2 separate regions of the Homo sapiens genome follow, and region 2 is linked to region 1. The links are chromatin contacts, found by Hi-C or POLR2A ChIA-PET in ENCODE. All regions are on one chromosome and are shown on one strand. The core of a region is the stretch at or near the end of the contact, and the rest is flanking DNA. Distances in the headings are between cores, read along the strand shown. Region 1 holds the start of SPMIP3 (sperm microtubule inner protein 3). Region 2 overlaps LOC105373262 (a long non-coding RNA gene).

Region 1 (5,083 bases), core at 1-2,500:
AGCCTGTGCGATGAGAGGCTGTTTAGAAGAGGGCTCGCAGCAATGAGTTACTTTGATAGTCCCCTGTTGCTTCTGTTTTCTCAGGCAGGCAGTTTTCCCAGTTCAGGAAGGTTGGTTCCCTTCTCCCCTGACTCTCACCAGTTCTGTAATGAATTCTGCTGCCTGAATACTCTTTCTTTTTTCCTTCTCTAGCCTAAATTAAGCCCATTCTTCAGGGCTTTGTTCAGGTCCTACATACGTTCCCTAGGAGGCCTCTCTTCTGAGTTTCAAATGGCCCATTTCCCTCCTGTGAATTCCCAGAGCCCCTGGGAGATTCTCCTACGCATTTTGGTTCTGAGTCCTTTCCTTTTTGGTTTATTGGTTTCTGAATTGATTTATTCATTTTATTATTTAAGAAAAATTAGTGACAACTCTCCACCAGGCTTTGGATAAGGTTCTAGAAATTCTTCAAACAACGAGACATCTGGGTTTTTTGTTGTTGTTGTTGTTGTTTGTTTTCTTAAACAGAGACAGGACCTTGCTACGTTGCCCGGGCTGGTCTCAAACTCCTGGGCTCAAGTGATTCTCCCACCTCGGCCTCCCAGAGTGTTGGGATTATAGGTGTGAGCCGCCACGCTTGGCCAAGACATCTGTTTTATACAGCACTTTGTCTCTTCAGGTAAAATGTGAGCTCCTAGATGTTGGGGACCACTTCGTTTGGTGGCCACGATCTTCACTCTCTTTGTCCTTCTCCTAACTCATTCTCTTGCAAAGTGTTCGCTGTCCAAGGAGTGCTTGATGCATACTTCAGAATGAGTGAATAAATCAATCGATCAGCTAACTCAGTAACCTGTTAATCTAGTTCACAGTTTTTAAAACCTAGGTCTTCTTGTATCACAGAGAACCAATTATCTTATTTAATATAGGTGTACCCGTTTCTAAGAAAAAAAAGACACGTTGAGTTAAAACTATGACAAGAATTCAAAGTTGAGAGAGATGAGTATTCACTTTCCAAAAGACATTTTTGCTTTACCAAAAGGCTTGCCATGAAGTTTCTTTATGTTGTGAGTTCCTGTCTCTAAAATATTTGAAATGCAGTCAACCATTTAGTAATGCAACCTCTAAATGAGGCGAGAGAGAGGTACAGGCAGTAACAACCAACCGCTATTACCTGCTTGGGCTGCCGTGGGCAGAGACCTCCTTGTTCTTAAAAGTACTCTGAGGACAGTGATGGGTACAGCTGCCTCCTGCTGCTGGATCAACTGCAGAGTGGCAGGGCCTGATTCCTTTACATCATTCAAAGGGTATTGTGACGCACACTGGCTTGCAAGGTTTTGCCAGGCAATGCCTTTCAGGTCCTGGGCTTAGAAAAAGAGTGCTCCTTTGGTCTCTAGGGAGAGACCAGCTGCACATGAAAGAAGGGGCAAAAATTACTGTGAAAAGGAAAATCATGTAGGCAAATAACCAGGCTATCTAATCACTAGAGCTTGCTTTCCTGTAAAGATTGTCCCAAGGACAACGTAAGGTGAAAATCTGGGTGGTGCCACACTGAGGAGTCCTGCCCTTTGCAAGCTGGAATTGAGGAAGGATGGTTTGGCACGAGGGGCAGATGAGGCCAGCCCCGCCTTGTCCAAGGTTAGGTCAGGCTCCAACCTGCTCCTTTGCAGGTATCAAAGGATAATTTTAATTATTTAAAAATATGCTGCAAACCAATCCATGGAGTATCACAACAGCACCACTATATAGAAGCAAGCCATAACCTGAGAAGAAGAGAGTGGCAAAAATATTTATTCTGACCAACCTCTGTCAAAACCAAACCAAACCAAAACGAAACACTGGCATTTTTTTTTCTTTTTTTTTTTTTGTGATGGAGTCTCTGTTGCCCAGGCTGGAGTACAGTGCCACAATCTCGGCTCACTGCAAGCTCTGCCTCCCGGATTCAAGCGATTCCCCTGCCTCAGCCTCCTGAGTAGCTGGGACTACAGGCGCGTGCCACCACGCCCGGCTAAGTTTCTGTATATTAGTAGAGACGGGGTTTCACCACGGCCAGGATGGTCTCGATCTCCTGACCTCATGATCCTCCCGCCTCGGCCTCCCAAAGTGCTGGGATTACAGGCGTGAGCCACCACACCCAGCCAACACTGGCATTATCTACAGTAGGTTGTCCTGGAAACAGGGACACTTCTCACTTATATACAGTTTGCAGGTTAGAATGTAAAATATTTCCATAAGATTCCAGAAGGCACTCAGGAGAGACCAGGGGCCAGGCTGGGTTCCTGCTGGGAGCTTAACCTACATGGAACAGGCATAAAATAATGTAATGACAGAGTCTTGGTGACAGCATTTTGTTGAAAGCAGATAAGCTAGGGAAAACTTAAATAAATATATGAGGACAGAAGCAACAAACTGGAACCACACTAAGAGAAAGGATAAATTGGTTTGATTTGTTGAGTGAGCACCACACGTTTTTTTAGCTATTAGACACACACCATCTAGAATCTCCACCACCACCATGGAAGGAGATTCTCTTTTGAAAATGAAGTATTTCTATTTGAAATGAAGGCTAAGAGAAGAAGCTACGGAACTTGCCTAACAGTCACACAACGAGGCCGTAATGAATCTATGATTTGAATCCAGCTATTTGACGTCAAAGGCGTTTTAAGAGTAATAACCAGTATTCTTCACTGAGGAAAAAAAATGAACAAAAAATCCCCATGTTCTTTACGTAAGACATACCTGGCAATATAACAGAAAGTACAAAGAAGAAAGTTTCACTCGCGTTCGTGTGAAGAGACAACCAAACAGGCTTTGTGTGAGCGATAAAGCTTTTTAATCAGCTGGGTGCAGGCCGTCTGAGTCCGAAAAGAGAGTCAGCAAAGGGGAGATAGGGGTGAGGCCGTTTTATAAGATTTGGGTAGGTAAAGGAAAATTACAGTCAAAGGGGGGTTGTTCTCTGGCGGGCAGGAGTGGGGGTGACAAGGTGCTCCGTGGGGGAGCTTTTTGAGCCAGGATGAGCCAGGAGGAGGAATTTCACAAGGTAATGTCATCGGTTAAGGCAAGGACCGGCCATTTTCACTTCTTTTGTAGTGGAATGTCATCAGTTAAGGCAGGAACAGGCCATTTAAATTTCACTTCCTCTGTGATTCTTCAGTTACTTCAGGCCATCTGGATATATACGTGCAGGTCACACCAGCAGGCTATCAGTAAAGTCCTCCTTACCGGTGGGAGGTGGAGTAGGGCTAGCCCCTGGCATTCTGTAGGGAAGCAAGTGTTAAAACTTTCACTTAAGCCGGGCGTGGTGGCTCACGCCTGTAATCCCAGCACTTTGGGAGGTCAAGGCGGGCGGATCACCTGAGGTCGGGAGTTCGAGACCAGCCCGGCCAACATGGTGAAACCCCCGTCTCTACTAAAAATACAGAATTAGCCGGGCGTGGTGGCGCATGCCTGTAATCCCAGCTACTCGGAAGGCTGAGGCAGGAGAATCGCTTGAATCCGGGAGGCAGAGCTTGCAGTGAGCCGAGATCGAGCCATTGCACTCCAGCCTGGGCAACAAGAGCAAAACTCCGTTTCAAAAAAAAAAAAAAAAAAGTTTCACTTACAGCACAAAAGGACAGAGTAGGAGGAGGAGGAAGCAACTGGCAGGTGCAGTTTCTCAGGCATTTGAGAGGTTGGAGAAGTCATTATGAGAGTAATGAAACTGGCTGGTTCCTGATGAGTACAATCTATGCTTTGCAGTAAGACGGTAAACATCATCATTAATTTAGGCAAAGTGTGAAAGCAGGGCTCCCCCTTTGCAGCATACAGAGGGGCTCTCATTTCCTGCAGCAGGGGGGCAGGAAAAGATGAGAATTAGACTAAGGATTTAAATATAAGGGTAGTGGGGCCCCCGAGAAGAACCTGGCAAATCTGCTCTGCCAACATCATGGCTGAGTTTGGAAAGGATTGGTGACCTCAGATTTGGTTGAGGACAAAGAGGTCAATGCACTTGACGGCTTGCAAACTCAGATTCCTCTCTGTCCGGGGTTATTATTCCTCCCTGGCTTGACGGCTTGAAGATAATGCAGGGGTCGTCTCACCACCGCTTCAGGATTTACCATTTCCTCTGCTGGCCGCCAGACGATAATTAGATGGAGCAGCAACATGACCCGCAGGGGAAGTGCCTGACCCACTAAGAGAGGAAAGAAATGATGAGTCAAAGAAAAATAATCTGAATTTCAGTCAGAAGGAAAGATTAGACAAATTCAAACATTCTACAGCATAACTGGCCTGGACTCTTTAAAAATGATAAAGTCAAAAAAGATACCAGAAGGCTGAGAAACTCTTCTAGATTAAAAGAGAACAAGAGATATGACAAAGAAAAGCAATCCGTCCTCTTGGGCTGGGTCCTGGCCCAGACTGGGAAGTCCCCTGCCGCAGAGCCCGATGCACTTTCTGGAGGCCCTCTTGAGGACCAAGGTCCTATTCCCCAGCTGAAAGCTTTGCCTGCTCCTAGATCATAGTTCACTTATGTGCCAAGAATTGGCATTACCCAAGATTACACACCCTTCCTGGGGTAGCCCATGTCCAAAGATTGATTAACACGGGGATACAAAAGTCCAGCCTTCTTGCTTGAATTTGGGACATCTCTGGAGTTCCATTCTAGTTTCAGAGCTTTCCGTGGCATTGGCTGACGCATCTGAAGTAAGTGACTCATAGTTCAGCTTCTCCCTTTGCCAAATCCTGTTTTCTTCACTCCCTTCCACGTGTTGCTACACAAGCACGCCCCGATAGACCACTTCCCAACAGACTGCTTCATGAAAATTTCCATCTCAGAGTGTGGAGCCCAGGAAACCCTGTCTAAGAGACCAACTCAAGGCCAAAGGACCTCCCCCTTCAAAAGAACTGCAACCCTGCCGTTTTCCATCTGTCTCCGGTCAAATGTTGCGATGTTTACACTGGAGCAGGTACACCATGTGCTTTGGGGGTAGGGGAGGGAATGAAGAAGATGGTGGCTAAAGAGCATTCCGTCAGCCATTCCATCCCATTATTCCATTAGACCCATGGTCACGTGCACCTGTAGTCCCAGCTACTCAGGAGGCCAAGTGGCAGGAGGATCGATTGAGGC
Region 2 (5,083 bases), core at 771-3,270, 79 kb after region 1:
TCCCTCACTGTTATCTCTCTCCCTCACTGCTATCTCTCTCCCTCACTGCTATCTCTCTCCCTCACTGCTATCACTCTCCCTCACTGCTATCTCTCTCCCTCACTGCTATCTCTCTCCCTCACTGCTATCTCTCCCTCACTGCTATCTCTCTGTCTGCTATCTCTCTCCCTCACTGCTATCTCTCTCCCTCACTGCTGTCTCTCCCTCACTGCTATCTCTCTCTCTGTCTGCTATCTCTCTCCCTCACTGCTATCTCTCTCTTTGTCTGCTATCTCTCTCCCTCACTGCTATCTCTCTCTCTGTCTGCTATCTCTCTCCCTCACTGCTATCTCTCCCTGACTGCTATCTCTCTCCCTCACTGCTATCTCTCTCCCTCACTGCTATCTCTCTCTCTGTCTGCTATCTCTCCCTCACTGCTATCTCTCTCCCTCACTGCTATCTCTCTCTCTGACTGCTATCTCTCCCTCACTGCTATCTCTCCCTCACTGCTATCTCTCCCTGACTGCTATCTCTCCCCGACTGCTATCTCTCCCTGTCTGTTATCTCTGTCGGACTGCTATCTCTCTCCCTGACTGCTATGTCTCCCCGACTGCTATCTCTCCCCATCTGCTATCTATCTCTGACTATCTCTCCCTGTCTGCTATCTCTCCCTGTCTGCTATCTCTCTCTGTCTGCTCTCTCTCTCTCTGACTGCTATCTCTCTCCCTGACTGCTATCTCTCTCCCTGTCTGCTCTCTCTCCCTGACTGCTATCTCTCTCCCTGACTGCTATCTCTCCCTGACTGCTATCTCTCCCTGACTGCTATCTCTCTCCCCGTCTGCTCTCTCTCCCTGACTGCTATCTCTCTCCCAGTGTGGAAGAGAGGAAGAACCTCCTATTTTCAGACATGGCCTGTGGAGAAGAAAGCCCCAGGTTGCATCCACAGGGTGGTGTCTCTGGAAGATTCTGGGATAACCCTGTAAGAGTTTGGTGGAAGAGGCCGGGTGCAATGGCTCACGCCTGTAATCCCAGCACTTTGGGAGGCCAAGACAGGTGGATTGCTTGAGGTCAGGAGTTCGAGACCAGCCTGGCCAACATGATGAAACCCCATCTCTACCAAAAATACAAAAGTTAGCTGGGCATGGTGGTGTGCACTTATAATCCCAGCTACTCGGGAGGCTGAGGCAGGAGAATCACTTGAACCTGAGAGGCGGAGGTTGCAGTGATCTGGGAGCCCACCACTGCCCTCCAGCCTGAGTGACAGAGCAAGACTCAGTATTAAAAAAAATAAAAAGAGTTAGGTGGGAGGAATGAGTGCCTTCTCTGATTCAGGCGTTCTGGCATGTCACCTCTAGGGGATTGAAGGGGGACCCTCATTCTGTAGGACAGAGGGATAACCTTTCACCTCCATCCCCCAGATGTGCCCCAGGATCTCCTGTAGACACAGCCTACCTCCCCCTCCTATAATCCTCACCAGCGAGCACACTTGGGGTGCTGGTGACTCATCCTGGATCCTAAGGGAGGCTTCCTGAGGATGGGCCTAGTGAACCAAACTTGGAGACAGAAGGTGAGTATGGAGACAGCGGAGCCCAGCCCGGAGGGAAGATGGCCTGGACATGAGTCATCCGTCCTCATCATTCGCCCAAGGATTCGATGTTCCTTTGGCTGGCATCTATTTTCTCTTTGCAAAACTATTGATCCTGCTGCCAAATGTACCCTAAGCCTACCTTATGCATCAGTGAGATGAATGATAAATTCAGTAACCTGAGGACACAGTAACGAGAGGGCACAGAGGACAGTGACTTGGACTTTCATCAGTAGACTTAACACTGGTTGGGCCACGGCCCGAGCAGGACTGAAATTTAGCAGGAGATGAGGACAGTAACATTTGGGTTTGTTCACCAAGCCCCCAGCTTGGCACCAGAAATTTTTGGCTTTCTGCAAACAGCTGCACAGAAGCAGTGGCCAAACCCAGCTAGTGTGTGATGAGTCATCTTGCGTCAGCATCGTGCAGCACAGACATCCTATGAGGGCTCCTTTAGCTGCTGTGTCTGGTTTGGGCTTTTTCCAAAAGACGAGGGAGCCAAATACCTAAGCCCCCACACTAATGAGCACTTTGCGATTCCATGTAAGCAAAGTTATTTCACCTCCCAAGACGCATCTACACTCCTCATTATTCATTGGCTGGCCCCGTGAAGCAAGGCCGAAGAAACTGACTTGACTTAAATCAGAAAAATGAAAACGGAGAGGACTTGGCAGTATGTATCTTTAGGAAAGCATGAGACAGTGTAAAGTCCTTCTCTTTATTCTGAGGCCAGGGCTTTAGACTATAGTAAGGTTAGTCATTGAAACCGATTTCAAGTTTCTAAAGTTTTACCAAGTATGATGATAGAAACTACTTCTCTAGGGATTTTTAATATATTCATGTGCATATGATTTTAAAGTGGACAAGGCACTCTTCATATGCATGATCTTATGTAAACACTACAAAACTCCAAGAATCAAACATTTATTATGACCTCCATTTTACAGATGAGAAAACAGGTTCCTAAAAATGAAATTATTTGCTCAGGGATGATGTCACAAATCACTGACAGAGCTTAAACGCAGGAACCAACATTCTGACTCCAAATCCCATTGATGTTTTCCCCAAACGATACAAGAAATGTCTTAAATGAAAGTCCATGTGAATATTTTGAAGAACCCTTCCAACGTCTTACCTAGACTGTTTTGTGATGCTGAGAAATTGATCTACACGTGTGCATCCCTCACATGGCCACAAGATGGCAGGGTAGCCTCGATGATTGAGAAATTGGCTTCATTCCTTGCACCAGTAGAGGGCTGTAGTTCCATGTTTCAAAAAGTAAGACATGGAAAAAAAAAAAAAAAAAAAAGAAAAGAAAAGAAAAGAAAAACAAAACAAAACAAAACAAAACCCATCAGTGTCTACATTGATGAAATAGGATGGTGGGAGGTTTGTTTTTCTTTTTGCCTTTTCTTTTTTAAATTAGGCAGTGAGAGTTCAAACAAACAAGTCTCCATTTTCACCTCTGTGTTTGCTTTTGGAGGCACGAGGTCAGGACTTGGGCCAGCCGCCTAGCCTACATTATTCATCTGTCCAGTTCCAGCCCTGGAACAAATGTGAAGAAATGAAGTAGCTTCAGTGGAGGGAAAACAGTGTTGTTATTGTTGCTGGTGACAGTTCTATTTGCCAACAAACATAAAAACATACTTTGGAACCCAAATGGGCTTGTCAGAGGGAACTTTTGTTCCATGTTTGGGCTGGGATGCTTCCAGATAGAAATCAGGCTGGCATTTGAACTTCAGGAGGCAGGGAGAGAGCTGTGCACAGCAGCTACTGACCCGAAAGGCCAGGCCATCAGCTGCAGTTTTCATCTGGGTGTCGTTTGACCACAGCCCACGCGGCTCCGGGTTGCCAACTGGGGTCACTGCCCTGAATGGGTATTATGGGGGAGGAGAGCAGGGCAGGCAGGCCAGGAGGATGGGCTTGCCACAAAAGGGGATTAACAGGCTTTGGATTCTGAGTTTTTGGAAGGTGGTTCTCACTTTGGGGCTTTGGGATGGTGAAAGCGGTCGTGATTCTGGGGGATTTATTTGCTGTAAGGTCTCAATTATCCCAAGACTGTTGGCAGCACCTTGGAGATCCCTTTGCTACATGGATTAATTACTCCAGGGATAAAGCCATCCTCGCTGTGTCTGCTGGTGAGTGTTTAGGGTCCGCGAACTCATGTAAATGCCAGTCTAAGGAAGCATAATTCAGAAGGCCAATCTGCCCATCCCCTGCTACTGTTACATAATTCAAGGTGAAGGTCCCAACCACAGCTGTCCGGGGGCTGCCTCCTCCCTCGCAGATGGAAGAAGCTTGCTTGATGGACTGGACTTACACTAATACGCTATCTATTTGGAAAGAAGAGATGGCGATAAATTACTACCATGGTGAATATCATTAAAATGCCGCAGAACCAAAAGCACTGTGTGAATGTTAACTCCAGGCACCTCGCATAGCCACTCCACAAAGCTCCGGTATCACCCAACACTTTAAATTGAGCTCTAAAGCTGGAAAGGCATCTTAGAGATTAGCGGGTCCAGACGTTCGTGTCTAAGACAGCAAGCTCCCCCTAGGAGGAGTTCAAGAAATGTTTGGTGAATGAGTGAGCCTTTCATTTTACAAATCATGTAACAGCCCCTGGGAAGTGAAGCAATTGCCCCCATCGCACACCTCATTGGTGGCAGACCAGGCACTACGGCACAGCTGGCTAACTCTCAGGTTAGTCCTGTTTCAATTCCATTTTGCTGCCTAGCATTTAAAAAACTCATTTTTATTTTGTTGCTTTTTTCTTTTCAAGCCTTCTTTTGATCTACAGTTCGCTTCAGAACTACACAGTGATGAGGCGGAAACCTCTTGGTTCTCACCTTCAGATTCATTTGGTCTCAATTTCCAACCACTGGGCCTTGTAAACCTTAACTGGCTCTAGAGCTAAATAGTTCAATTTCCAGCATTCAGCCTCAGATTTATGGACACTTACGATAGAAGACTCAAATGTATTCCAATAGATCAGGGGTTGAAAACTTTTCTGGAAAGGGCCAGATAGTCAATACTTTAGGCTTTGCAGGCCATACAGGCTCAGTTACAACTATTCACTTTTGGGGTTTTAGCGTACAAGCAGCTGTAGAGAATACGTACATGAATGAGCATGGCTGTGTTCCAGTGTAAGAGAAAAATAGGCAGGAGGGGAAACAAATTCGGCCCTTGGGTCAAAGTTTGCTGACATTGCAAAGGAGGACTTGGTCTGTGACTTAGTATTTTCCAGCATATTCCAGATCTAAGCAAAGATGTATCATTCATTTTTGTAGAGTCCTTTCACATTCCCAGTCTATCCACCCACCTTAAATAGAATTCTTAATTTTTTCAATCAGAGACTTGACAGTCCTTATGAGGAAATGTATCTGTGTGGTGCTCTTGGGTTTATGTGTCAGGAAGTCTGGGTTTGTGAGATAGTGTCTTGGCTTGGCTTGGCTGGGTGGTTTGAGCAACAACATTTTATTCCTGAGTTCTGAAGGTGGGAGGCTGGGAAGTCTAAGA

What was found. Hi-C counts contacts between places; a loop is a spot of excess contacts on that map. ChIA-PET counts read pairs that join two places held with the same protein, here RNA polymerase II (POLR2A). Pooled maps may share reads with other maps.
Region 2: a loop to region 1 is called in a pooled map, with 2.5 times the contacts of the local background. The contact joins the enhancer-like site here to the promoter of SPMIP3 in region 1. A Hi-C loop is called at or near these places in 3 of 50 pooled maps. POLR2A ChIA-PET finds 5 or more read pairs at or near these places in 2 of 52 experiments (BJ and HEK293T).

What each region holds. Positions count from the first base shown.
Region 1 is chr1:244,348,802-244,353,884 of GRCh38, reverse strand. SPMIP3 (sperm microtubule inner protein 3) reads right to left here and starts at 1,250. Exons shown (of 5, transcript NM_001012970.3): 1 at 1,151-1,250. RefSeq lists an enhancer at 3,241-3,300.
Region 2 is chr1:244,270,893-244,275,975 of GRCh38, reverse strand. All of the region lies in intron 1 of LOC105373262 (a long non-coding RNA gene), which reads left to right. Among named protein-coding and RNA genes, the nearest start is that of SPMIP3, 79 kb to the left of the region's middle. RefSeq lists a silencer at 2,688-2,914. Within about 2 kb of position 2,020, at least 21 of the 41 ENCODE cell types and tissues checked have a DNase peak (open chromatin) inside an H3K27ac peak, as active enhancers do.